2 separate regions of the Homo sapiens genome follow, and region 1 is linked to region 2. Evidence: read pairs that join two places in POLR2A ChIA-PET (ENCODE). Cell type or tissue: OCI-LY7. All regions are shown on one strand. Links, peaks and the distances in the headings refer to the core of each region. The heading gives the core; the rest is flanking DNA. Region 1 has its middle 21 kb from the start of BTG2. Region 2 overlaps TNNI1 (troponin I1, slow skeletal type).

Region 1 (17,013 bases), core at 7,356-12,355, 1.9 Mb before region 2:
TACAGGCGTGAGCCACTGGGCCCGGCCAAAACAGAATATTTTTAAACATTCATGTCCTAGAAGTCCAAGAAATAATCATCAAGGACCATTTGGGGCCAGACCACCAGCTAGAGGCTGGGTTGTGTCAGTCCCAGTTCTTAGTTTGCAAACAACAGAAACTGAAGTTAGCTGATTTAAACCGAACGAGAATTCATTCGTTTGTTCGTTTAAAGGGGGATGGCATATCAGGTAGTTCTGGGAGGGCTCCAGACCAAGCTTGAGGGCATGCAATCAGAAACAACACCCAAGGACCCAAGTTCATGTCCATAAAGACCCCCCACCCCGCCCTGGCACAGACTCGGGAGCTCCATTTATGAGAACTGCTGCTGTTCCTGCCTATGGAATCTGGAGGCCACTGCCATCACTGCCCTACCGTCATCAGGGTGGGTTCCACAGGGCCTTTGCTTTATCATGTCATTAACTTTCAATTCCAAGTCAAACTGGCAGAACCAAGTCAGGTGCTAGTGCCCTACCAGCAAGTGAGACTGGGAGGTGAGTATCTGGCAATCTCATATTTAATAATAGGAGTCAGGCTCTGTCTCACATAGTGGGGAATTTCCCAAAATAAATAAAGGGCTCAGATGCCGAACAGCCAAAAAATAGAAGATTTTCCTTTCAAGAAATCTGTGGAAGGGGTTTGTGAGGTGTATTCATCTTTTTTTTCCCCCTTGATACAGGGTCTTGTTCTGTTACCCAGTCCGGAGTGCAGTGGTTCAATCGTGGTTCACTGCAGCTTTGACTTCCAGACTCAAGCAATCCTTCCACCTCAGCCTCCCAAGTAGCTAGGACCACGAGTGCCCGCCACCATGCCCAGCTAATTTGGTTTTCAATTTTTGTAGAGACAGGGTCTTGCTATGTTGCCCAGGCTGGTCTTAAGCTCTTGAGCTCAAGCCATCTTCCTGCCTCAGCCCTTCAAAGTGCTGGGATTACAGACGTGAACCACCATGCCTGGCCTTGCATTCATCCATATACCAGCCGCCAAGACAGCTCTGTGGAACTGGGTAAGAGAGACACCAACAGGGGTATAGAATGACCTTATATAAATTAGGACTGCCACATACAAACACCTCCTTCTTAATCCAGAAACATTACATCCTGGTGAAAGCTAACACTGCTTTGAATCTGGTTTCAGATCCACAGAACCCATTTCCATTTGTTCCCTAGGGCTGCCGTAACTAAGTACCCACAAACTGAGTAGCTTAAAACAATTTTTAAGATGTATTTATTTTCTCATAGTTCCAGAGGCCAGAAGTCCCAAGTCAAGGGTTGGAAGAGTCATGCTTCTTCCAAAGGCTCTAGGAATCCTTCCTTGCCTCATTCAGCTTCCGGTGGCTCCTGGTGTGCCTTGGCTTGTGCTAGTATAACTCCAGTCTTCACCTGCCTGTGTCTTCACATGGCCATCTTCTCCCTGTCTCTGTGTCTTCTGCTTCTTATAAAGACACCAGTCATAGCCGGAAGCGGTGGCTCACACCTGTAATCCCAGCACTTTGGGAGACCCAGCTGGGTGGATCACCTGAGGTCAGGAGTTCGAGACCAGCCTGGCCAACATAGTGAAACCCCATCTCTACTAAAAATACAAAATTAGCCAGCTGTCATGGCAGGTGCTTGTAATCCCAGCTACTCGGGAGGCTGAGGCAGGAGAATTGCTTGAACCCAGGAGGTGGAGGTTGCAGTGAGCTGAGATTGCGCCATTGTACTCCAGCCTGGGCAATAAGAGTGAAACTCTGTCTCAAAAACAAAAAAAAAAGACACCAGTCATCAGATTTCAGGCCCGCCCTAATTCATTAGGATCTCATCTTTTAAATTATTTTTATTTTTATTTATTACGGACACGTAATATTTGTACATATTTATCTTACGATCTCATCTTGACCCCTAATTAATTATAACTGCAAAGACCTTGTTTCCAAATAAGTCATATTGTAAGGTTCCGGGTGGACATGGATCCTGGGGGGACACTATTCAATGCACTGTGCCATCTAACAGGGACTTCCATAAGGCAGACAAAAGAGCTTCATCTAGGATGTCAGACAGATGTTTCCAGGGCCTTGGGAATGGAATACCAGCCAAGCACTAAGTCCCAGGCACCTGAAACCCAGGCCTTGGTGTATGATACCCTGACAACAGCAAAAACAGCCCAAGGAAGGCATCGTCTATTCACCAAACTAAACAGCAGAGAAAAAGAAAAGGGGACATCCTGGGTTGGTGTATACAGATGACAACTCACATTTATCCTTTTCTTTTCTTTTCTTTTCTTTTCCTTTTCTTTCTTTTCTTTTCTAATAGAGATGGGGTCTTGCCATGCTGACCAGGCTGGTCTCGAACTCCTGGCCTCAAGCCTTCCTCCCATCTTGACCTCCCAAGGTGCTGGGATTACAGGTGTGAGCCACCACGCCCAGCTCACTTTTATTCTTGAGTCTGTATCTTTCCTTACTTTGTTAATTATGAAACTTTTAAAAACCTACAATGGGCCGGGTGCAGTGGCTCATGCTATAATCCCAGCACTGTGGGAGGCCGAGGCAGGCGGACCATGAGGTCAGGAGTTCCAGACCAGCCTGTCCAGTATGACGAAACCCTGTCTCTGCTAAAAAATACATAAATTAGCCAGGTGTGGTGGAGCCTGCCTGTAGTCCCAGCTACTCAGGAGGCTAAGGCAGGAGAACCGCTTGAACCCCGGAGGCAGAGGTTGCAGTGAGCCAAGAACTCACCACTGCACTCCAGCCTGGGTGACAGAGTGAGACTGTCTCAAAAAAAAAAAAAAATTAATTAATTAAAAACCTACAGTGAAGCACAGAAAGCAATATAACAAAGACCAATGTATTTACCATCTAGTTGTTTACCAGAGTTAACAAATGTTAACATTCTGTCATATTTGCTTTAGGTAAATTTTTAAGAAAAAAAAAGAACATTGGAACTATATTTTAAGTCTCCTTTTACCTCTTCCCATTCATCTCCCTTCCCCTGCAGAGGTAAATGCTCTTCTGAGATTGGTGTATTTTTATACTTTTATTACATATTTATGTAGCCATAGAGAGTTGTTTGTTTCTTTAGATTTTACATGTGGCATCATACATTATGTATCACTCTGGTTTCTTCCCCGAACATTGGGTGTCTAAGATCTATCCATATTGATTCTCATAGTTCCAGTTCATTCATTCTAGCTCCTGTAAATTTACTTCTCTCTTCTCCTTTTGAAGGACGTTTAGATAGTTTTCCAATATTTTACTGTTAAAAACATAATGCAGTGAACATCCTTTCACTTCTCTTTTGGGCTTGCATTTGAGAGCATTTCTAGGATATATACCAGGGCTTCTCAACAGTGGTAGTTTTTGGCATGTGGTGCTGAATAATTCTTTGCTGGTGGAGTGGGGGCTGCTTGTGTATTGTAGGATGTTCAGCAGCATCCCTGGACTCTATCCACTGGATGCCAGTAGCACCCACCCTCTAACTACACCCCAGTGGGAACAATCAGAAATGTCTTCAGAGTTGCCAAATGTTCTCTGGAAGGCAAAATCACCACCAGTTAAGAACCACTGGCATATATGCCAAGAGGGAACTGCTGAGTCATGAAGTATGACCAATTTACCTTTACTCGATACTGTCAAACTGCTCTCCAAAGTGGTTGTACAAATGTTCACTCACACCATCAGTATACCAGGGTCCCCATGTCCCTACATCCTCCCAATGCCAAATATTGCTTCAGACTTCAGAAATTGTGTGACACTGATAAGTGGGACTTGGTATTGCTTTTAATTTTAACTGGCATGTTCCATCTTTTGTTTTCAAAGATGGTAGCAATTACACTGATCTATTCCTTCCCAGAAGTTATACTGAAACTTTGTTGGCAATCCTCGAAAAAAGGAAAGGAGCTGGCCGGGCGCGGTGGCTCACGCCTGTAATCCCAGCACTTTGGGAGGCCAAGGCAGGTGGATTACAAGGTCAGGAGATCAAGACCATCCTGGCCAACATGGTGAAACCCTGTCTCCACTAAAATACAAAAAATTAGCAGGGCATGGTGGCGAGCGCCTGTAGTCCCAGTTACTCAAGAGGCTGAGGCAGGGGAATCACTTGAACCCGGGAGGCGGAGGTTGCAGTGAGCCAAGATCACACTACTGCACTCCAGCCTGGCGACAGAACAAGACTCCGTCTCAAAAAAAAAAAAAAAAAAAAAGGAAAGGAGCAGAGTCTGCTGGCCCAGCACTGGGAAACCGGAACCGGGACCTGGGAGCTGCCTGCTGAGCATGCAGCAACAGAACCGGTCCTCTTGCCAACCCAGTCTAACACCCTCCACCAAGGAGGTGTGCTGTGGGAAAAGATGAGCTCCTTGCACTTTTTTTTTTTTTTGAGACAAGGTCTCACTCTGTTGCCCAGGCTGGAGTGCAGTGGCACAATCATGGCTCAGTGCAGCTCAGCTAGTTTTAAAATTTTTTGGTATAGAAAAGTTTTCCCTATATTGCCCAAGCTGGTCTCGAACTCCTAGGGCTCAAGCAATCTTCTCACTTTAGCCTCCCAAAGTTCTGGGATTACAGATGTGTGCCACTGCACCTGGCTACCTTGCATCTTTCCTTGGTTACCTGGCCTCAGGAGCAAATGCAGAGATTAGAGGGCTACACTAGCACTCTTCTTCCTCTTGTAGAAGGGGGAAGGGAGATGGCCCTTTTATCCCAGGGTGGAAGAGGCAGGGACAACAGCACCCCCAATGTCCTATCCAGGGTCTACCCCAGAGTAGCAGCTGCAGCTACAATGGCTGTATTGGCATTTGTGAACAGTGGCAGTGGCAGGTGCAGGCAGGAAAGCATCAGGAACAGGTACTGTGTGACTGCAGGTGAAGGGCAGCATCAAGGGTGAGAAGGAGAGAAGGCCGCAATGAATGCACTATCATCCCAAGCCCAGGACTCAAGGCATCAGGCCATGGCTCATGAACACTGAAGGCAGCAGCAAGGATGGTTTGTAACACTGCCAAGGACAGAAAGGGAGAGGTAAGGGGCCAGCACTTGTGCTGGTTGGGGTGAGGCACATCCGCTGATCGGCTCCACTGTCACATCACCAGATGATCCTTTTATTGCAGGACAGAACTGGATAGGTTGAGGAACCATTGTTATAAACCACAGTAGGGCCACACATCAATGTTTCATGTGTTAGCTGAGCAACATGGTTAGATTGTAAATTCTTTAAAGGTAGGGATCATATCATATGATTCCTGCTAATACTCCCCAAGAGTTAACACAGAGCTGCATTCCTAAGTTTTTAATGACACTTGTGGAATCATATTCTTTGGGGCCCAATAAAAAGAGTGGCATGAAATGGATTTAATAGCCCATTACACACCCACCCCTACCACACACACACCTTTTTTTTTTTTTTTTTTTTTTTTTTTGAGTTGGAGTCTCGCTCTGTCACCCAGGCTGGAGTGCAGTGGCGCGATCTTGGCTGACTGCAAGATCCGCCTCCTGGGTTCACGCCATTCTCCTGCCTCAGCCTCCCGAGTAGCTGGGACTACAGGCGCACGCTGCCACGCCCAGCCAATTTTTTGTATTTTTAGTAGAAACGGGGTTTCACCGTGTTAGCCAGGATGGTCTCGATCTCCTGACCTCGTGATCTGCCCGCCTCGGCCCCCAAAGTGCTGGGATTACGGGCGTGAGCCACCGTGCCCGGCGCCACACCTTTTTTTTAACCCAGAAAATATAAAGTGCTTTCACTTCTATGACATTTCTTTCCCTGACACATCTATGCGGTAAGGATACAGGTATGATACAGCCTACTTTACAAGACAGGGTAACTGGGACCTAGCACGTTTAATTGACTTGTCTCCCTAAAGGCACAGACTCAAGACTGAACCCCAGAACCCCAGTCTTACTGGCTCCCCATTGAACTGTATCCCATCTTTGTGTGTTCCTTACCCTCTTCCCTGACCTCGCCGTCAGGCGTCACTGAAATGCCCCAGACGCATCACTGCTTTTGTTCTTAACAATGTGAAACATCAACCAAGCCCAGCAGGTGATAGGACTGGACAGCCGCCAGGGGTCTGTGAGCACTGAACAACCAGTCTCCACGTCCACTGAAGATAATGTATGATGTATCAGCATGTGGTATGTTTGGGGCAGGCAAGAGAATGCAGAAGGGGTGAGTCTCCAGGTGACACGAAAAGACTTCAGGAAAGGGATTTGGGGAAAACAAACAAGCCCATCTAAGTGTCAATGTGCATATATGGAGAGAACATTTATGGAATGTTCTACCTAACAAAAGGAGAAAGTTAAATCCTATTAAAAAGGGAGTTGTAAGTCCTTGCTTGCTGCTGTTCTAAAAATTTTTGAGAGGTGGAAATGTGAAGAAAAGACCTTGAAGAAAAGAGAAATCTAGTCTTGCCAAGATAATTCTCCCTTAGTAAAAATCTAGGAGCCAAACGCAGGACCCATCCCAGGGCCTTGAAACCATACCAAGTTTTATTCTGAGTCTTAAATTACTTTACTCATAGGACTTTAAATGTCCTTAGGATCTAGTGCTATCCCCAGCACCTAAACCAAGAATTGTGAGCTGAGGTAAAATGTGAGAAAGAAATGCTCATTCCTTTGTTATTAATACCTAAAATAATATCACCATTTATTAGGCAATTATGTGCCAGGCATTTTGTCACAATAATGAGAGGAGATAGTGCCATTATTATCATTAGTATTTTTCATAGGAGAAAATTGAGGCTCAGAGAGGTTAAGTAACTGCTCAAAGTAACACAGCCAGAAAGTGGCAGAGGCTAGAGTCGAATCGTGGTCACCTGTCTCTTCAGTCTAAATCTCAATGCTACTGTGCCGAATTCTTTGAGTTTGTGGGTGTGTGTGTGCTTCTGTGTCCTGGGGCGGGGGAACAACGTCACTCGAGATACATTAAACGACGTTTACAATGTACGTGCTGGGGAACTGTATGCTGTCTTAGAGGCTGAGGCTGGCGCCCGTGGCCACAGTACAATGGAGGGGGTGGTTAATCTGGTTTTAGAGGATGGCGGATTGGCGATGGCAGACAGAGCTCAAGTAACTGCGCCCATAGGAGGGCGCAAGCACGCAGAGGCACGAGAAGAAAAGGAAGAGGGCCTGAGCCCGAACTTGGGGAAATCAATGCCCAAAGCCTGAGGGACTCTGGAGGGAGGACGGGAAAGGGCCAGAGGTTCACCCCCGAACCTCCAGTTGCTCAAGAAGCGCCGGGCGGGGCCCTGCAGTCGCTCAAGCTGCGAGGAGGACCTGAGAAGCGGGGACGCCTTCGAGGTTTTAGGGACCTGAGCTCCGGCGGCAGGTGGCGAAAAGGCCCAAGCCCAACGGCCGCCCCGCCTCGCCCCTTCCCCGCCTCCCCCTTCTCTGAAAGGCCCCATTCTCCACAGCCGCCGGGGGAGCAACTCCGTTGGGAAGCCACCTAGCGCCCGGCCCCACCTTTCTTTTTTTCTTTTTTTTTTTTTCTTAATAGTTCTCGGCCAAACGCCGCGGCGTCAGGGCGGGCTTGGATTGGCCCGCGCCGCCCCCGAGCCAGCCAATCAGCGGCTTGTTGCCAAGGTGGGGCTTCCCCAGAGCGGGCGGAGGCTGCGGCGCGGCTGCTGTTTCCCAGCAAAGAAAGCAGACTTGTGAGGGCGTCTGGTGGCACTTTCAGGTCCCAGTCAGCTGCTCGTGGGGATTGAGGGACGTGGGTGGGTGGCTGGGGGGTGAGCGGCCGAGGGCCCATATCCGGGACGGAGGGAGGGTCACCTGCCTGCCTTTGCACGCCCAGCCGGCGCTGTCTCCCTCCTCCCCGAAGCTTCCTTGCTGGACAGGTCTGACTCCAGGCAGCCCGTGTGGGATCGCCTTGGCCGCAACGGTCCCGGGTGGAAAGGCATCACCGTTGTCCCCTTACCCTCACCACCAAGCATATTGAGGAAGAGGGACTTGCAAACGTGAGAAGGTGCAAAAATCATCCACCTAACTTCTGAGGCAGAACAGACTATGAACTGAAGACAGTGCTGTATTGCAGTGTGTGCCCCAAAAGGGACCAGCTGACCTTGCAGGCCCGGAGGTGCTAATGAGAGAATGAAAAGGGCCCCGGGAAGCAGGAGACGTAAATCGCACACCTTCTCCCCATGTAACAATAATGCCCAAACCGCCACAAAGCAAGGGTCTGGACGATAGGGTCTCACTTTTCCAACCATAGCTCAGTTACACAAGGGAGAAAGGGCAGAGGCAGATCTACCCCTCACACATTTTCTACCCCTCACACATTTTCCTTTGGCCTCATACTCAATTCCCCAGTCCTGTTTATCTCAGTTTCCATTGTGTAACCTAGATGAATGCCTCCTGTTCTAGTAATGGCCATAATAATATTTAATCACATTTATTGTGTACTTTCTAAGAGCTGGGTACCCTTCTGAGCACCTCACAAAAATCAATCCTCCCAACAATACCGACTAGGAACTACTTTTATCTTATTTTAAGGATGAAAAAACAGGCAGTGAGAAGTTAGGTAACTTGCCTGTTGTCACAGAGCTAGCTGTACCTAGGTAGTCTGTTTCCACCTGGGAAACCCATCTGACTTTGCTCTAGAAGACGGGGACTTTCCTGCTATATTGCCAAAGGAAAAGGCTAGAATGGTTGCCTTTTGAAACACCACATGCCCCCCAAGAGCAGGACTTCAGTTAAGGTCCTTAGGACTCCCAAGACTTCTCCAGACTCCCAAGAGATTCCCCGTGTGGCTTCACCATATAAAATGAAAACAGATAAAATGCTGAATTTTATAGGTGAATTTCACCACTATGCAAAAAAAAAAAAATGGAGCCAAGAAAATCCTCCCATCAGTACAGTCCTGATCCCCTGGCCCAGCCTGGAGCATGCCTCAGAGCCGGAGAAAAGTGAAGTATTCATCCCCCAAACGTCACAGCTTTGTTGTATATTTTCAAAATGGATCTCGCTTAGGGCAGACACCAACTTTGAAGATGGGGAATGGTGGGAAGGGGTACAGGAAGAAGAGGCTGAGAACCTGCCCCCAGCTGGTGTTGGGAAAGGCTATTTTCAGGGCGCTGCTTGGGTCGGGAGGGCAGTCCGCGGTTTCACTTCCCATTCCGCCATGTTCTTACTCTCTGAGCCCTGCCTCTGGTGTAGTCTCCCCTACCTCCCCCACCCCCATCCTCCACCATCCCCGCTGCACCCTGCACCCGTTTCCCAGCTCCTGGGGCACACCATCTGCCTGTCCTCCCCCTTCCCAAGGGACTTAGCTCATCCAATTGAGACCTTTAAATAATTAAATGCCCCAAAGCCTCCCCACACTGATCCCCAGCCCCTGGCTGGGGTGTTTATTCAAAGACCAGAAGCTGGACTGGAGGGCTGCCAACCCCACCGCCTCTATTCAGTTCCTTTCTTTTCCTGCTCAGCTGCTGGGCGGTGGCTATTGGGTCTTTTCTCCGGCTTTGGCCCCTCGCCTGCCAGGCCCAGTGCACCGAAAAAACAAACAAAAAGAGCTGTAAGGAGGAAGCAGGACTTTGGATGTCAGCTCTTCCAGGCTAGGGGTGGGGAGGGAGGAGGACACCAGATCCACCTTACACTGGGAAAGGGACAGGGATGAGGGTGGAGAGAGAGAACCCAGAGGTTTGGCCTGCTCCTCATCCCAGTGCAGGAGCCAGAGCATCTCCCTCCGACTCTGGGGAGCTGTGTGACCAAAGGAGGCGGGGAGAGGTTGTGAAGTGGGAAGGGGGTGTCAATCACTTGAGTGGTTTGGGGTTTGGGCAGCATCCTCATGCAAATTAACCTGGTGAGTCACTGAAAGTTTGGTCCAGACACAAAGAAGCTGCTTCTCTCACCCACGGCCTCCCTCCACTACAGCAGCCCCCCTCCCCAGCCAACCAAACAAAAGGCCCAAGCCCAGCGGTGCATGAAGGAGTGAATGGGCGAGACCTTCCCTGGTGACATCCCACCAGACAGATGGCAACAGTTGCCCCACACCAGTTGCAAGCCTCCTTTTCATCCTTCTCCCAAGTCATAAAGGAGAAAGACCCCAGTCCCTCTACAGCCCATCGGCTCCTCAGGGCCAACCCGAAGGCAGAATGGGGGCTAGAGGGTGGGCTGCCAGGGAGCGGGAGGTGAGAGGGGAACTGACACTGCATGTTTGGCTGGAAAACAAAAGTTTGTTGAAAGCACGGGTACTGAGGCCAGCCTGCCCATCTGTCCTCCTTTGGGGAAGCTCTGCCCCCACGCTCCTCCTGGGCTTCTGACCAGCTCTGCGCAGAGCCAGGGCCCCTGGGAAGGAAGACTTCAGTTTGGGGCAGCAGCACTAAGCTGCAGTACTTTGGGACTTTGTACTTTGAGGCTTTCATCAGGCAAACATCCCTTGACCCGCATCGTTTTGCCTCTTCAGAAATGGGTTTAAATGGAAAATCCAAGGCCTCTGGGACAGGTGGGGAATAGTGGGATCTGGGTGCTCTGCAGTTAAATGATAAAGTTTGAGTTGTTCCAGAATGGGATTCTGTTAAAATCATTCCCACATTCCCGCAAACATTAAGAAGCTAGGAGTGGGCCAGGAGTCAGAAAACTCAGCTTCCAGTCTCAGCTCACTGTCTGCGTGTTGTGTAATTCTGGGCAAGTCATCTGGGTTGTTCAAGTTCTAGTTTCCTCTCTGTAAATTGGGGAGTTAAAAACCCCCACCGCCCTACCTCCTAGTGTGGTAGAGAGCAAGCTGATGCTCGGTCCAACACCAGGTAAACAGAAGAAGCTGCGCAAGGCTCTCCTCTCAAGTTTCCCACACCCACATCTCCCAGGAAGTGGAGTGGGCACAGCACTTTAAACGTAGTTCAAAGTACTTCACATCTATTATTTCGTGAGGCAACTGAGAGTAGAAAGGTCTAAGGCTGTGCAGAGATCTTTTTTTAGAGAGTAGGGGTGGAGGCTGAGCTAAGGCTAGTGCCCTCCCCGCAACCTCCTGAATCTCAGATTTTTGTCTCCCTTCTCCCTCTGCCTTCCATCAATCTAGCCTGACTTAGGAGGATTCAAGGGGAACTCTGGGTTAAGGTGCTAAGAGTTTATTTATTGAGGTCAATACATTCAGAATAAAAGGGAATCATCCCTATGTCTTAATCAAAGGTTTAGTAAAGTTACGATTCTGAGGCCACAGGCATGCGTTCTTCTAGGCTAAATGCCACTGCAGAGGGCTGAGCTGGTGATGCTGGTGTCAGGGGAGGATGGGAAGCACAGGGGAGGAAAGTGGCTACCCAGAGAACACAGGGAACAGTACTTGACGCTCTCCTAACTGGCCTCATGCCCTGCTCTTTTGCCCACCCACCTGACCTCCTGTTGTTTGTGTTGGCCAAAGTGCCAGTGCTCAGAAGTGGTTGAAATGTCTTCTCCTGGGCATAAATAAGGTAGTAAAGACATGTTAGCTGCAAAGGCATTTCTCAAAACATCTGTCTTTCCCAATCCTTGCCCAGGCTAACCTCACCCATCTCTGATCATTTCCATTTGTGTACCTAACATCCCAGCACTGATGTAGATCATGCTGTGTAATTCCATTAGTTTGCATTCAATCCCATGTGGTCAGTGTTTTAGGTACTTTGATATATAATTTTCCTGTCACCTCCTTTGGACTGGCAACACACTGTGGACCCATCCCTGTTTTTTCTCCTCTGCTGTCCTCTCTCCCTGTGCTTCTCGAAAGGACCTGTCTCTGCCCATAAGAGGGCACTTACTGCAGGACACTCATTACTTGCCTGCCAGACTGATGGCTGAAAACTCAAAACCATAAAAATGGGTTTCAAGCTGCCAGCTGCAGCTGGCCCCATGCTAGACCCAGATAACAACCTCTGGACTCCAAGGCCAGCATGGATCCACATCAATCCCTCACATTCAAATAGCACCATAATCTCAACAAGTGCTTTTACATCCTGGCCCACCCCCCTGGATATCTTTGAATTTCATCCTAGGAAACAGTCAGTGCTCCATTTTCTTTCCCCCAGGGAGTTGTCACAGGAGAAGCCTATTGGTCAAGCAGTAATTATGACAGAGATTATTTTCCTTTTGTGAAAACAAGAGAAGCCACTGAGACCTAAGCCTCCACCCTGAGCAGGCTCCAGTAAGGAAGTGGGTCACAATGAACACAAGGAGTTCCTGTGTTTTGTACCAGGGCTGGGAAGTCAGCAGCTGAAATTCCTGATTAGGGTGAAGCAACCCATCTGGCTGGCCAGTCTGTATTGAACTGGGATTTCTCCAATTGGAGTGAGACAAAGGGTAAAAGAGAGGCTTCCCTAAAGCATCTAGACTATCTAGTCTCCTCAGTCCCTCTTGCTTCAGCTTCATGTCCAGGTACTGTGTTAGATGCAGATGCTGTGTGAATGTTGGGCAACATCAGAGGTGATCTCTAGGACCTTATATTTAAATTGAAATATGACATATACACAAAAAAGAAACCCATGGAAGACACACAGTGGGAGGGAGCAGTGGCTTCTTGCTGTAAGAACTCAGCAGGTTTTTAAAACATCACCTAACATTAGGATGAATGGCAATGATTTCACAGAGGAGAGGTGATCTGAGCTTGGGCATAAGAGATGTGTAAGACTGGGATGTCAGACTGCTTATCTTATGTAGGCTATCTGCAAAGTGAACTGTGGCTTTGTGTAAAAGTTCCTAGAATCCAGAAGACAAGAGCACTAAGCGTGACAAGAAGAAACATAAGAAACCCTGGGTTGTTTGCTATAATTTTTCTTGTTTATTCAGTCAGTCTTGGATTCAAGCCTGACTGCCAGTTACTAGCACTGTGCCCATAGGTAATTTTGCTTAACCTTCTGAGCCTGTTTCTTCCTCTACAGTCTAAGGGTAATAATGTCAATGCTATAGAACTGCTCTGAGGAGGCCAGGCATGGTGGTTCAAGCCTGTAATCCCAGCACTTTGGGAGGCCGAGGCAGGTGGATAGCGTGAACTCAGGAGTTTAAGACCAGCCTGGGCAACATGGTAAAATCCTGTCTCTATAAAGAATATGAAGATTAGCTGGGTGTGGTGGTGCACGCCTGTAGTCCCAGCTACTCCGGGGGCTGAGGCAAGAGGATTGCTTGAACCCGGGAATTTGAGGGTGCAGTGAGCCAAGATGGTGCCACTGTACTCCAGCTTGGGTGACAGAGTGAGACCTTGTCAAGGAAAGAGAAAAGAGAGGAGAGGAGAGGAGAGGGGAGGAGGGAAGGGAGGGGAGAGGAGGGGAGAAGTGGGAGAAGAGGGGAGAAGAAGAGGGGAAGGGAGGAGAGAGGAGGGGAGGGAAGGGGATGAGGGAGGGAAGGAAAGAAGGGAAGGATCACACATACATAGACAAGTGTATCATTTCAACTGGATTGGAAAAACTGCAACAAACCAAAAATACTGTCCTGCCTTCTTGGGAAGAGTGGCCAGGGGGAAACCCGTGACAGTGTCTCTGCACCAAGCTGGCTGGATTTGGGGACCTTGGTGAAGGTGGGGAATGTGTAGCTGTTTCAGGTCTCAGGTAAGGAAATGGAGGCTTTGCCAAGGTCTCGCTCTCCACTCCTGGCCTTTGCCTGGGGAGGCAGTGCCATCCATTTCATGGCAGGTAGACAGTGGAGGTAGACCCAGTACTACCTGGGCTTCTCATGTAGAGATTAGAGTCCAGGGAGGCCTGAGGTCATTGGGGTGACCTGACCCCACCCTTTCCCCCCTGGAAAGAATGGAGGTTGGGAGCTTATGAAATGACCTCTTCCAGCCTGACCGAACAGAAGTGTCTGCCCTGCTCAGGAGGCCTTCTTCCTCCCTCGTCCCCTAACTGTTTACATGCTCTCAGAAAGGCAGGTGTCAGGAGGCAGCTGCTGCTTGTGGTTAGCTCCCCCTAGATACAGGAGCGCCAGCCTTCCCCACACCCACTGCCATTGGCTAACAGGAAACCAAAACAGACTCCCTCTCTCCACCCTCAGCCACCCCAGCCAGTAAATAGAGAGTACAGGAAACACCTGGAGGAGCAGGCAGCTGGCAAGGGAACATTCTGCCCACGAAGAAAGGGTTTGCAAGGGAGTAGCTAGGCTGGGGAGGAGCTGGGGGAGGGGGGTCAGGGGCTTAATTGCACTTCTCATGGCACCCACCAGCTGCTGGGAACTAACAGCTGAGTTGCTGAAATGCACCATCCTCCTCTCAGTCCCCCACTAACACATACACAGTAAAGGGATCATCCCTGTCTAGCACCAGCTTGCCTTGAGTGAGAACAAGAGCAATCATACAGGAAAGACTCCTCAGAAGGCTTTGCCTCCTTAGCCTCAGCCAGAGCTTCTGAACCTCTGTGGACCATGTAAAAGTAAACCCGTGGTTCAGGCATGAAGACTGAATCATCAGTCTTCATCAGCCCACGTGATGTAAAAGCCCGCCCATGTAATGTGAAAGCTCATTCCAAAGATAAGTCTTCAGTTATTTCCAAACTTACCTAGATCTCCATCTGTGTCTGCCTATTTACTGCTTATGATTTCAAGTTGTTGAGGTTCAGGGTAGAACTGACTTCACCAACATCAAATGAAGCCCTGCCATCAGCATCCAGCATCCACCCAAGAACGTGTTCACTGGTGTGTAGACTTTGTGCCGGGAACCATGTATGCAGGCTGGCTTAGCTTACAGAGCTCCTTCACTCCCTCTTAGGAGACTCCCAAATAGAGCACTTTTCCTTTTAGGTTTAGAGTGGGAGGATGGAGGGGTGGTGAGGAGGGGACACTTGCCCCACAGCTACCTGAGGACCACACTGTAGTTTGTTCAACCCGTATCTGTCATCCAATGGTCAGTGTACTTAGGCCTGCTCCGTGCAGAATGGTAGACAAGCACATGGAGGTGAAAAAGGAAATAGAAATGATTCCTGCCATGGAGGTGTGAGTGACGACAGTTGGAGAGGGGAGAAGGGCTTGCAGAGCCACCAGACGTCAACTCAAAGCAATGTGCTGCCGGGCCCGGTGGCTCACGCCTGTAATCCCAGCACTTTGGGAGGCCGAGGCCAGCAGATCACTTGAGGTCAGGAGTTTGAGACCAACCTGGCCATTGTGTTGAAGCTCTGTCTCTACTAAAAATACAAAAGTTAGCCCGGTGTGATGGCACGTGCCTGTAATCCCAGCTACTTGGGAGGCTGAGGCAGGAGAATGGCTTGAACTGGGGAGGCAGAGGTTGCAGTGAACCAAGATCACACCACTGCACTCCAGCCTGGGTGAAGGAGCGAGACTCCATCACACACAGACACCCACACACACACACACACAGAGCAATGTGCTGACTGTGTTTGCTATAAAAGTGTGAACAGTAATAAACTATGTGTATACATCCTTAAGGAGTTCTGAAGTAAGAAATATGTCATAAAGATGTGAGCAGTTTTAAACCATATGCATGAATGCTGGAAACCCCTGAGGTAAGAATGTATATAGAGGACAAGTGGAATTATTCAGGGAAGGCATCCTGAAGAGGCAGTGGTAAGGGAAAACAGCATTGATGCTGGAGACAGGCGCACATAGGTTTTAAACCCATTTCCACCACTGCCCTCTTCTAGTTACTGGTGCCTTGCTTTCTTCATCCGTGAATCTGAGGTCATAAGATCTCAGAGACTGCATTCAAAAAAACAGTAGAGATACTGTGTGTAAAATACCAGGCGGAGTCCCTGGCAATAGTGAGTGTTCAGCACACAGTAGGTGCTCACATCCTAGAAGAAAGTGATTTGTGCCACATCAATTGGCAGAGTACAGAAACTTGCAGATGTCAGCAGAGCTGCAAGGAAAGGTGAGCAGGAGAGAATTCGGTGAGGGGCTCTGGCCTGGTTGGGCTACTGCACAAGGAGTTTGGGGTTGGAAAGACTGAGAGAGCCTGGGATTCCCATCTTAGGAATACAGAATGGCAAAGAAAGTCTGCAGGAAGGGAATGGCATGATGAAAATAGAGTTTGCATGCTCGCTTCGGCAGCACATATACTAAAATTGGAACGATACGGAGATTAGCATGGCTCCTGCGCAAGGATGACACACAAATTTGTGAAGCATTCCGTATTTTTATAAATAAAAAAATTGGGAAAAAAAAAAGAAAATAGAGTTTGCGTTGTGCTAGGATGATGGTCAGTCCGGTGGTAGGGCAGGGAGGGCAGGAGGCTGTTGTATGAATGTTACGAGGACAAGACCTGGGTTATGTGCCGGCAGGAAATAGAGCAGAAGAAATAGGTTGTTTTTTTTTTCCTGTTCCATATGGAAACAAAAATAGAATGGTAAGAGATAATTTAGCACAGGTGACTCATTTTACAGATAGGAAAACTGAGGCTCATGAAGGAGAAAAGGTGGTGCAAGGCTGCAGCCATTGTGGATTTTTCACAAGATGATTTATAAACTAAACACTTTCCAAAAAGAAAGAAAGAAAGAAAGAAGAAGAAGAAGAAGAAGAAGAAGAAGAAGAAGAAGAAGAAGAAGAAGAAGAAGAAGAAGAAGAAGAAGAAGAAGAAGGAGGAGAGGAAGGAAGGAAGGAAGGAAGGAAGGAAGGAAGGAAGGAAGGAAGGAAGGGAAAGAAAGAAAGAAAGGAAGGAAGGAAGGAAGGAAGGAAGGAAGGAAGGAAGGAAGGAAGGAAAGAAAAAGAAAGAAAGAGAAGGAAAGGAAGAAAGAAAGGAAGAAGGAAGACAAAAACTGAGGCTCAGAGTGGAGAAGGGACTTGTTCAAGATATCGAAGACTTCTATTACAAGTTACTGTCAGCCCTGAAGCTAGGCCCCCTATTTCCTAACAACTCCTACCCCAGTGCCATTTCTGTGAGCCCCCAGCCAGCCTCCAAAGTAGACACTAGGAAGGATTTCTCTGGATAGAAATCAGCGTTTAGTAGCTGTGGAATCTATTCTCCCTCTCCTGCCACTGGGGCCAGAGTCCTTTCCTGGCATCAGCCCAGATTTCTTCTCTCCAGGTTGTTACCTTTTGGGTAAATCCATTTAGGGAGTTAATTGATAACGAAGGCTCTCTCACATTATGATTTAAGGTGTGAACACCCCTATTTAAGTGA
Region 2 (9,656 bases), core at 173-5,172:
ATTGGGTGTGCAAAGAGATCAGTTCTTTCCCCTACATATACACGCTCTCTCTCTCACACTCACACTCTCACACACAGTCACTTACACACACTTACACACACAGACTCAATCTCATAGTCTAGCGGATAGTCCCTTCCACGCTGCAAAGCCTCAAGGAAGGGAAAGCCCAGCTCTGAGGCAACCACCAGAGACTCTTTGCTCCCCCCCTCGGGGGGAGGATTTTCTCATTATCTCCTTGCTTGCTACTTGTAGAGGAGATGGAATCCTGGCTCTCCAAGCCTTCCAGTGGCTGCTATCTTCATCCTGACTTATCAGTCCTCGCTTGTCTTCCACAGAGCCTGGCAAGGGCCCCCGTCTGAGGGGTGTCAGAGCACAGGCTGAGGCCTCTTGCCTGACGTGGGACCCCTTGGTCTGGCATTTGTCAGTGAGGCAGGCTGGGGGCAGGCCCCGGAGCTTGGCAGGAGGTGTAAACCGGCCTTGGAAGGTAGGGCCCCACAATGGGGACAGTTGGATCTCTGAGGGAGACAGGGAGGCATGATCACTGCCAAATGCCCACCAAGGACAAGGCACATCCCAGGGAGACAGACGCAGACCTGGTGCCCTCTGGACACTGGCATTCCTGGAGGCTGATGATGGACAGATGGGCCTGGAGGTGGCTCTTCGCCAGCTGGTGTTTCCTTTGGACTTCCTCAGTGTCTTTGGAGAAGCAGAGCCCTAAGAATAAGCAGCTGCCCATAAAATCTAATACCAGCCAAGCATCTCAGGAATTCATGGATTGTCTCCATACCCCTCCCTCTGTGCCCCAGCATGACAGCTGAGACTCTGGGGTCACACTACACCTCCACCTCCTCCACCCCAGCCTTACCCTCCCCTGGTGGCGGAGGCAGAGGTGGAGGGAGGCCCAGAAGGCTTTCTGACCCGTTGGGAGATTCAGGGGAGGTGGCCAAAGCTGTGTTCATTGGGGTTGGGATAGTGCTTCATGGGCACAAAGGGAAAGGAGAGAATTAGGGCAGAGGAAGGGGTGGCTCTGGGATACAATTATTGGCAGGCACTTTACAAGTGTCTTTTAATTCCCCACTTCCCAGACCCCACAACAAGGTTCTTGAACCAAGTCCAAACTCCTGCCCCCGAGCTCCATGCCTGCCCACTCCACACACACTAGGCTCTCCCATCCTTCATTTCACAGCCTGGCTCAGGGCTCCTGTGCGCCCCTGCACACCTGCTCTCCACCTCAGCTGTCCCCTTCCTTTCCCTGAGCTTTTGCACAGTTCCTCCCTTCCCCTGCATTGGAATGCCCTGTGTCCAGGCCCAGGCAAGACGGTGAATTATGTCTGGTTTTGGAACATCTCCCTCTGCAGCCTCACGGACCCCCTCTTTGGCCTGGGCCCCAGGATCACCTGGTCAGGGGGCTTCAAATTGTATTCCACAGCCAAGTGTCCTCACAGAAGACCAGAGGGCTGCTATGGGAGCCCCCTTCAACCAGTGCCATTTGGCTCTTTTTGTTTGTTTGACTTTTTTTTAAGTTCGGGGTACATGTGCAGGATGTGTGGGTTCGTTACACAGGTAAACATGTGTCATGGAGGTTTGTTGTATCAATTATTTCATCACTCAGGTATGAGAGACGTACCCATTAGTTATTTTTCCTGATCCTCTCCCTCCTCCCACCCTCCACCTTCTGATAGGCAAAATGCCATTTTGCTTTTACTGATTGAATTTATTTTACTTCCAAGTAAGATTTGGTTAGGACAAAGGATTCAACCAAATAATATTAATTAAATATTATTTTAATTACTTATTATTAATAATAAACATCAAGAGGAAACTCACTGATTTAACCCCTAATTTTGCAGAGAGGAAAACCAACCCAGAGAGGGGAAAGACAGACTAGGGTGAACACGGGATTTGCCCTGCCTTGCGGCTTATTCTCTCCCACTCAAGGCCTCCCACTGCCCCACCCTGGAGGTGCCAGTTGCATTGCCATCTGTGGATGGAGTTGTGCCATGTGGCAGCTACCCGTTTTCCAGCATCCACTCTGCTCATTCACTTTCTAGGCCTTCCTCTCTCTGAGCCCTTCAATGACCACCCTTATTCCACAGGATAAAGTCTAAACTCAGCCTGTCCTTCAAGGCCCTCATGAGTGAGCTACACTCTCACTTATTTTTTTTTTTTTTTTTTTGAGAAGGAGACTCATTCTGTTACCCAGGCTGGAGTGCAGTGGTGCGATCTCGGCTCACTGTAACCTCCGCCTCCTGGGTTCAAGCAATTCTTCTGCCTCAGCCTCCTGAGTAGCTGGGACTATAGGCGTGCACCACCATGCTGGCTAATTTTTGTATCATTAGTAGAGACGGGGTTTGACCATATTGGCCAGGCTGGTCTTGAACTCCTTACCTCATGAACTGCCCGCCTTGGCCTCCCAAAGTGCTGGGATTACAGGCATGAGCCACTGCGCCCAGCTGCTCTCACTTTCCAAACATATTTCCTATGGACTCCATTCTGTTCTCCACTGGGATTGGCAAGCTTTATCTGGAAAGGGCCAGATAGCTTTGTAGCTCACATAAGGTTTCTGTTGCAAATTCTTAAAAAAAAAAAAAAAAAAAAAGCTTACAATTCTTTAAGCAAAAACAGGCTGGGAGCCAGGTCAGGCTTATGGGCTGTAGTTAGCTGACCCCTGCCCTGCAACCCTGTCCCATCTTGACCTGCTGGAATCCAATGTGTCTGATTTCTTCCTTTTGTGTTCTGACTCTGTCTCCTAGGCTGGGCTCCCAAGGCCCAGCTGGGCAGGGGCAGGGGTTTCCACTTTCCCTTATGAATGATTCCTCTGTGCCCCCTAGGTGCTGTCTCACTGCCACCATGCCGGAAGTGTAAGTAGTCTCACTGCCATCTGGGGCCCCAGGAAGGCAAGTCCCTTTGCCACAGACTTCAGCCCCGCAGTGGAGGCACCATGTTTTCAACCCCCAAAGCTTTTCCCTAAGAGACCAGGTCCTCAAACAGGGGCAGCACTTGATGGTTTCCCCTGTGCTGCCTGTGTCCTCCCAGCCATTGAGCAGAACTCACTCCCAGGTTGCCCTGGGAGTGCCTTTTTGGCTTGTGCCTCAGAGATTTCCTGTCTTGATCTATCACATGAATTGCATGTACCAGGCCACCACTTAACACTGGTGCAGTAGGTGAACAAAGCTTTGGGAATTTACCCACGCACCCGTGGATGGATGCTTTCACGTTGCTGGAACCCTACGCTAAGGCTTCCCTCCCCTTCCACCACTTGTCCCCAACTTACGATGCCCAGTACCTCCCAATAAGAATGCCCCGTAGTTCAAAGGGCTGTTGAATTTTTATTTTATTCTGCCGGAACCTCAAACCGCTCCCCTTGCCTGATGCCTGATGACTTTCTGGCTCACTGTTGTCACTGGCCCCCTCCTCCCCCAAGCTGGTCTGTGAGGTTCTGCGACTGCACATGTAATCCTCATTGTTCATACTCACTCTGTGTTCTGCTCTTTCCCCGTCCTTCCTGTGATGGATGCCTGAAGCGAGGTAAGTGATATTTGGGGTATCTCTGTCTTGGTTAACTCTAACGACTGGTAAAAGTGGGAAGGTGGGGTTGGCATCTGAGGAGAGGGAAGAGCCTGTGTTAAGGCCTGGTGGGAGTCCAGGGGGTGTAGGGTATTTAGTGGCTGAACAAATTCCCAGGAGATGGAAACGTCAGGTGAAGATTCTGGATGTGGGGCTTCCTAGTGTCCAGGGAGTTGCTGTGCCAGTGTACCATGTCACTGGAAGGACTGGTATTGCAGCAGGGTTGGGTGTGACTCTGCATCCTTGCTGAGCACAAGCTCTTCCTCACCCACTCTGAGAGCTGGTCCAGTCCTGGGGGGACCATCCTATTCCATGCAGAGCTGATCCTGTGCAAAGCTATATTGGAAGGGTAAGGGATAGTCATTGGGTTATTCCACCCTTGCCCAATGGCTGAACATTGATTGAGGAGCAAAGAGATGTCCTTAAATCCCTCAGGTGTTAGAAAACCCTGACACTGGCCATTCTATACACTCCAGACTTACCAGGCTACTGAGATCACAGCCTATGTACAGTCCAAGGATGGGGATGGCAGGGATAGGGATGTGGGCCCAGGGATGGAAACAGTGAGAATTAGCAGTATTGATGGAGGGGATATTTGGCACAGAGATTCTCAGTAAGAATTGAACATGTTACTTTTCAACATTCATATGAATTTTTAAGTTTTGCTGAGGCTCGTATTAAAGTGAGTCCTCACTGACTGATGGTCAAATGAGGTGGCCATCGGCTCACCAAGTGGTGGGGAAATAAGATCGCAGTCAAACATTTGCCATGTGTACATTACAGTGTGTAAACCATGGTAGTAATGCTTAGAGTCATAGGCTCTTTCTTTTGAAATTGCACTTATCTGAAATGTAACAAAAATCTTTAGGAGAGGAAAAGACAAACCAACCACTCTGAACAGTCAGAATAGAAGTTACACATTCCATTTGCTGAAACTCATCCATTGTCTCTCATGAGAACTTCCCTCTCAAAGCCTAATCACTTCTACTTGACACCCTGGAATAACATTTGAGAGCCATGCTCTGCCGGCTCACAGCACATTAAGTCTAGGTAGGATGCTTCCTGCTGGCAATGAGAAGTGACCGCCTATGGCCCAGAAGATACTCTAGTGCTCGAAAGGCATCACAGTCTCATTAGTTGGGGACCAAGCAGCCCTACTACTCACCTTTGCCAACCCTGAGGGACCACTGTCACAGGGCTAGGACTAGTAAGCAAGAACATGTTTAGGATTTTTGATAAGAAGATAAAACAGTGGTTTTATATCTTAGAAAGATTTGTATGGGTGGTGTTAACATTTTTAAAAGTTTTGAGGTCTACATAGATACGTTTCATTTATTTGGGAAATTCACAGCTTATTTATGCAGCATGACGGATCATCAAGGTATTGCTGTATTACTACCTGGAGTGTGAAAACACATAGCTTTTACGATTTTCAAAGGATTTGCACATCCATGATCTCATTTCATCTGCAATAACTCTGTGAACTAAGTAAGGGGGGGGGTCCTAATATCCTTATTTACAGATGAGGAAGGAGGTGCCTGTAGAAGCCATGTGGCCCTCATAGTATCTTACAAGATTTCAGCAGCAGCAGAATCAGAGTGGGAAGTTAAGGCTTCAGCCCCTAGGTCAAGGTAGCTGACTGCAGCCTTCTCTGAACTGCAGAGGTTAAATAACAAAGATGAGCTTTTAAGGCACCGTAGGGTGAGCAGAGGATTCCGGATAAAGATAGAGAACGCTGGCTGGCACTTGTCTTGTCCTAGACCAGAATTCCAGTTCTGCAGCCTCTGCCTCACCACCTGTCTCTCTCTCTTCTTGCCCACAGAGAAAACCCAAGATCACTGCCTCCCGCAAACTCTTGCTGAAGGTGAGGCTGGGGGCTGGCTGTGGGGGGATGCCCAGTGGGAGGCAGAGGGGCAGCAGAGCAGACTCTGAAGGGATGTGGAGGATTATGGCAAGGAGAAAGGAAGGAGGCCAGAGTGAGGATGATGAGGGGCAGGAGTCCAGCATTGCTGGAGCCAGTGCCAGGCTCAGGTGATCAGTAGGTGGGATCCTCGAGTATGGATTCTGGCATCCGCCTGTGGTCCCTAGAGTAGGTGGTGACCAGCTTCAGAGTGGGAAGCTACTCATGCAGGCAGAGGGACTTCCTTTATTTTCATATGTGTTTCTCTCTTTGGAGTTTTGTGGGTCAAAACAGACAGTAAGTGGATAAGAGGAAGACTGTCCGGGGAAAACAAGTTCCAGGGCTTGAGGAACATTGTGTGCAGCCACTGGGTGTACCCTCATGGTGGCCTGTCCATGGCTGCTGCATACACTTCTACACTGGACAGTGGTCTCAGAGTTGGCCCAGGCTGTGGCTGCCCTCCCCTCATTCCCTGATGCCGGGTGGGAGATGTGAGGCCCCCAGCTCAGCAGGTGTGTCCTGTCCAGAGCCTGATGCTGGCCAAGGCCAAGGAATGCTGGGAGCAGGAGCACGAGGAGCGCGAGGCTGAGAAGGTGCGCTACCTGGCAGAGCGCATCCCCACGCTGCAGACCCGTGGCCTGTCCCTCAGTGCCCTGCAGGTTAGCCTGGCAGGTGGGGCGGGGCAGGGTGGGGCTGGAGGTGCTGTGTGGGTGGCTCCAAGGACCAGGCGGCAGGAGCCTGAACTAACACCAGCTCAAGGCTCCATAATTTACAGGGCACTCCTCCCTTACATGGTCTCATTTAATCTTCACAACCACCTGTGAGGTGGGAACATTAGATTCCATTTTACGGGCACTGAACTGAGCATCAGAGGGGAGGCGTGACTTGCCTGGGCTGGGCGGCCCAGCTTCACAATCAGCCAGTGTGGTGGCATGGAGTGGGGAGGCGGCCGGGGTTGGGAGAAGCCCCACTTTTCCAAGGACTTGTCTACCCTTTCCTAGAATTTGGTCTTCAATGTTTTCAGAACACTGGTAAATTGGTTAAATGCCAGTGATTATAGAGAAAAGAGACTGGAAGGAAGTATATCAAAATGTTACTAAGTATCCCTGGGTGGTGGCATCACTAGGTATTTTAATTTTTATTATTTTTGTTTAATACATAGTTTTCAAAATGTCTAAAATTAACGCATTACTTTTATCATAAGAAAACTATTTTATTTTGCTGGGCACAGTGGCTCATGCCTGTAATCCCAGCATTTTGAAAGGCGGAGGCAGGAGGATTACTTGAACCCAGGAGTTCGAGACCAGCCTGGGCAACATAGTGTGAGACCTTTTCTTTATACAAAGTTTAAAAAAATGAGATGGGAGGGTCACTTGAGCCCAGGAGGTTGAGGCTGCAATGAGCCATGATGAAAGAATACTTTTTTTTTTTTGAGGCAGAGTCTCATTCTGTTGCCCAGGCTGGAGTGCAGTGGCGTGATCTTGGCTCACTGCAACCTCTGTGTCCCAGATTCAAGTGATTCTCCTGTCTCAATCTACTAAGTAGCTAGGACTACAGGTGCACACCACCATGCCTGGCTAATTTTTGTATTTTTAGTAGAGACAGGGTTTCACCACATTGGTCAGGCTGGTCTTGAACTCCTGACCTCAGGTGATCCCCCACCTTGGCCTCCCAAAGTGCTGGGATTACAGGGATGAGCCACCGTGCCCAGCCAAGGATACTAGTTTTTTGTTTGTTTGTTTGTTTTTTTGAGACGGAGTCTCGCTCTGTCACCAGGCTGGAGTGCAGTGGTGTGATCTCAGCTCACTGCAACCTCCGCCTCCTGGGTTCAAGCGAAGGAATACTATTTTTTAAGAAATCATGACATTCAGACAGGAGAACAGAGGGCATACCCTTTGAGCTATTGCCCGTCATGAGCCTCAGAGTGGAGGAGACTGTCAGCTCCTCTCTGGATCCCAGGTCTTGCAAAGGGGCTGGGGAGAGGGTCAAGGGCTGGAAACTGATGTCTCTGTTCCCCTCTTCTTCACACCTGCATGATCCATCTGCGGCCCCCAGGACCTGTGCCGGGAGCTGCACGCCAAGGTGGAGGTGGTGGATGAGGAGCGATACGACATTGAGGCCAAATGCCTCCACAACACCAGGGAGGTGAGTCTAAGGAAGGGAAGGGGCATGGCCATAATGGGTTGGGCAGGGGCATGGGCACGGATGCAGCAGCCATGGGAGGTCCCCTCCTTCCACAGGGCCTAGGAAGGGGCCACTTAAGCAGGAAACTTTGGTTTGTCTGCCCTAGCCCCATAGGGCTGGAGATGGGTAGAGTGGATAATCACACATGAAAAGTACAAACTTCCTCCCTACCTGCCATGTGGGCTCATCAGCCTAACAGAAGCTGCTCTCTTTATCCACCCACACAAATAATCATATGCCTGTTAATAACGTCTTACCTTTGTGAAGTGCTTTCATGTTCGTTATAGCCTTTGATCCTCCTTATAGGCCTGTGGATGAAGTAGGGGCTATTATCTGCACCTTGCAGAGGAGAACACTCAGGATCAGAGAGGCCAAAGACTTGTCCTAGGTTGCACAGTGGTGGTCCTGGGACCAGTGCTGGTCTCTGGCTTCCACTCCGGTGCTCTGTGCTCCCTTAGCATGGGGTGTGGGAGGATTAGCTCCACCCAGACCCTGCTCCAGTGGGGAGGGGCAGAGCAGAGAAGGACAGGGCTCCTTTGGGGCATTTGTCCAGGCAGTGAGGAGGGGGCAGGGAGGGAGCACAAGCCACTTCTCTCCTTCCCACTTCTGCCCACCAGGAATTATATGTGGGGTCACCAAGCTCCTAAGAACTCCCCCTAGAGATCACACCCTGGGAATTCCTCCAGGGGTCTAGGACCTGTAAGTTTATCACCCTGCTGGACCAAGGCTGTGAGCTGCTTTGAAGGCTCACTGGGGAGGAATAAGTTAGAAGCAGGGATGAGGCTGCAGGAACAAGAGGAAGCAGCCCTGCACTCCAAATAGGGCTTCCAAATCAGACAAGTCTCAGTCTGGTGGAGCCGCCCCTTTTATTCAAGGCTATAGTGTTAGCAACGGCTAATAGGCTTTATCTGTCCACTTAACCATCCGTTTATCAGCAAATGTGCAGTGGTTATTTGCAAAGGGATGGGTGGGTCTGACTGTCCTAGAGCAGGGATCTCCAACTCTTGGGCTGTGGACCAGTACCTGTCCGTGGCCTGTTAGGAACTGGGCCACACTGCAGCAGGTGAGCAGTGGGCAAATGAGCATTCCCGCCTGAGCTCTGCCTCCTGTCAGATCAGCGGCGGCATTAGATTCTCACAGGAGTGTGAACCCTATTGTGAACTGTGCATGTGAGGGATCTAGGTTGCACGCTCCTTATGAGAATCAAACTCATGCCTGATGGTCTGAGGTGGAACAGTTTCATCCTGAAACCACCCCACCACCTCTCCGTGGAAAAAGTGTCTTCCACAAAACCGGTCCCTGGTGACAAAAAGGTTGGTGACTGCTGATAGGTCTGGCTTCAAGGGTGGACAATTTAAGGTGTATCTCTGGCTGGAACCCTAGCAGTCTGAGGTCCTCAGGAAGGGTGTCCTGTGGCTAGCTGCCTCTCCAGTGAGCCCCGGGCGCTTCTCACCTACAGATTAAGGACCTGAAGCTGAAGGTGATGGACCTCCGTGGGAAGTTCAAGCGCCCGCCCCTGCGTCGAGTCCGTGTCTCGGCTGACGCCATGCTCCGGGCCCTGCTGGGCTCCAAGCACAAGGTGTCCATGGATCTGCGGGCCAACCTCAAGTCTGTGAAGAAGGAAGACACAGAGAAGGTGAGGTCCCTTTCCTCAGAACATTCCACCCTCTGCCCTACCAGCTTTCCCCTTGTCAACCCCTCACATGGCCTCAGGCTGGCCCAGGAGCTCCTGTTGGAGACCAGTCAGCTTGACAGACAGAACATTCTAGAATGCTTTGGGAGACCAGTGTGGGAAGAAAGAAAGAAGATTTGCTCCCTTCCTTCAGGCTGTTCCCAGTCTGACGAAGAAACTAGGACATAAAGAAAGCTAGACCCCAGACGGAGAAATGAAGTAAAAATCTTGTTCCCAGTGTGAAGATAATGTGGAGATTTAGGGTAATGGTGGAGATGACTGCCTGGTCACCACAGGGAAAGGAGACAGCAGCTCATCTTGGTTATAGCCACA

The links. ChIA-PET counts read pairs that join two places held together with the same protein. Peaks named below come from ENCODE experiments on the same cell type or tissue, not always from the same donor. Only the 100,000 strongest peaks of a DNase experiment are listed, where the experiment ranks them.
Region 1: POLR2A ChIA-PET joins it to region 2 with 19 read pairs; 1 of 35 experiments calls an interaction of 5 or more read pairs at or near these places.

What each region holds. Positions count from the first base shown.
Region 1 is chr1:203,318,015-203,335,027 of GRCh38, reverse strand. It overlaps the pseudogene RNU6-487P. Among named protein-coding and RNA genes, the nearest start is that of BTG2, 21 kb to the right of the region's middle. RefSeq lists enhancers at 5,706-6,342, 7,002-7,191, 7,392-7,491, 8,801-9,170, 9,728-10,652 and a silencer at 9,621-9,700. In OCI-LY7, for the core only: no CTCF peak of the experiment used is centred there; DNase peaks (open chromatin) are centred at 7,477, 8,037, 9,107, 9,837 and 1 weaker place; H3K4me3 peaks cover 4,687 bases; H3K27ac peaks cover 5,000 bases.
Region 2 is chr1:201,410,988-201,420,643 of GRCh38, reverse strand. It overlaps TNNI1 (troponin I1, slow skeletal type), which reads left to right. Exons shown (of 9, transcript NM_003281.4): 2 at 2,832-2,861; 3 at 3,525-3,528; 4 at 5,390-5,431; 5 at 5,995-6,126; 6 at 7,523-7,612; 7 at 9,111-9,287. The coding sequence starts at 2,851. Among named protein-coding and RNA genes, the nearest start is that of TNNI1, 5.9 kb to the left of the region's middle. In OCI-LY7, for the core only: no CTCF peak of the experiment used is centred there; a DNase peak (open chromatin) is centred at 2,863.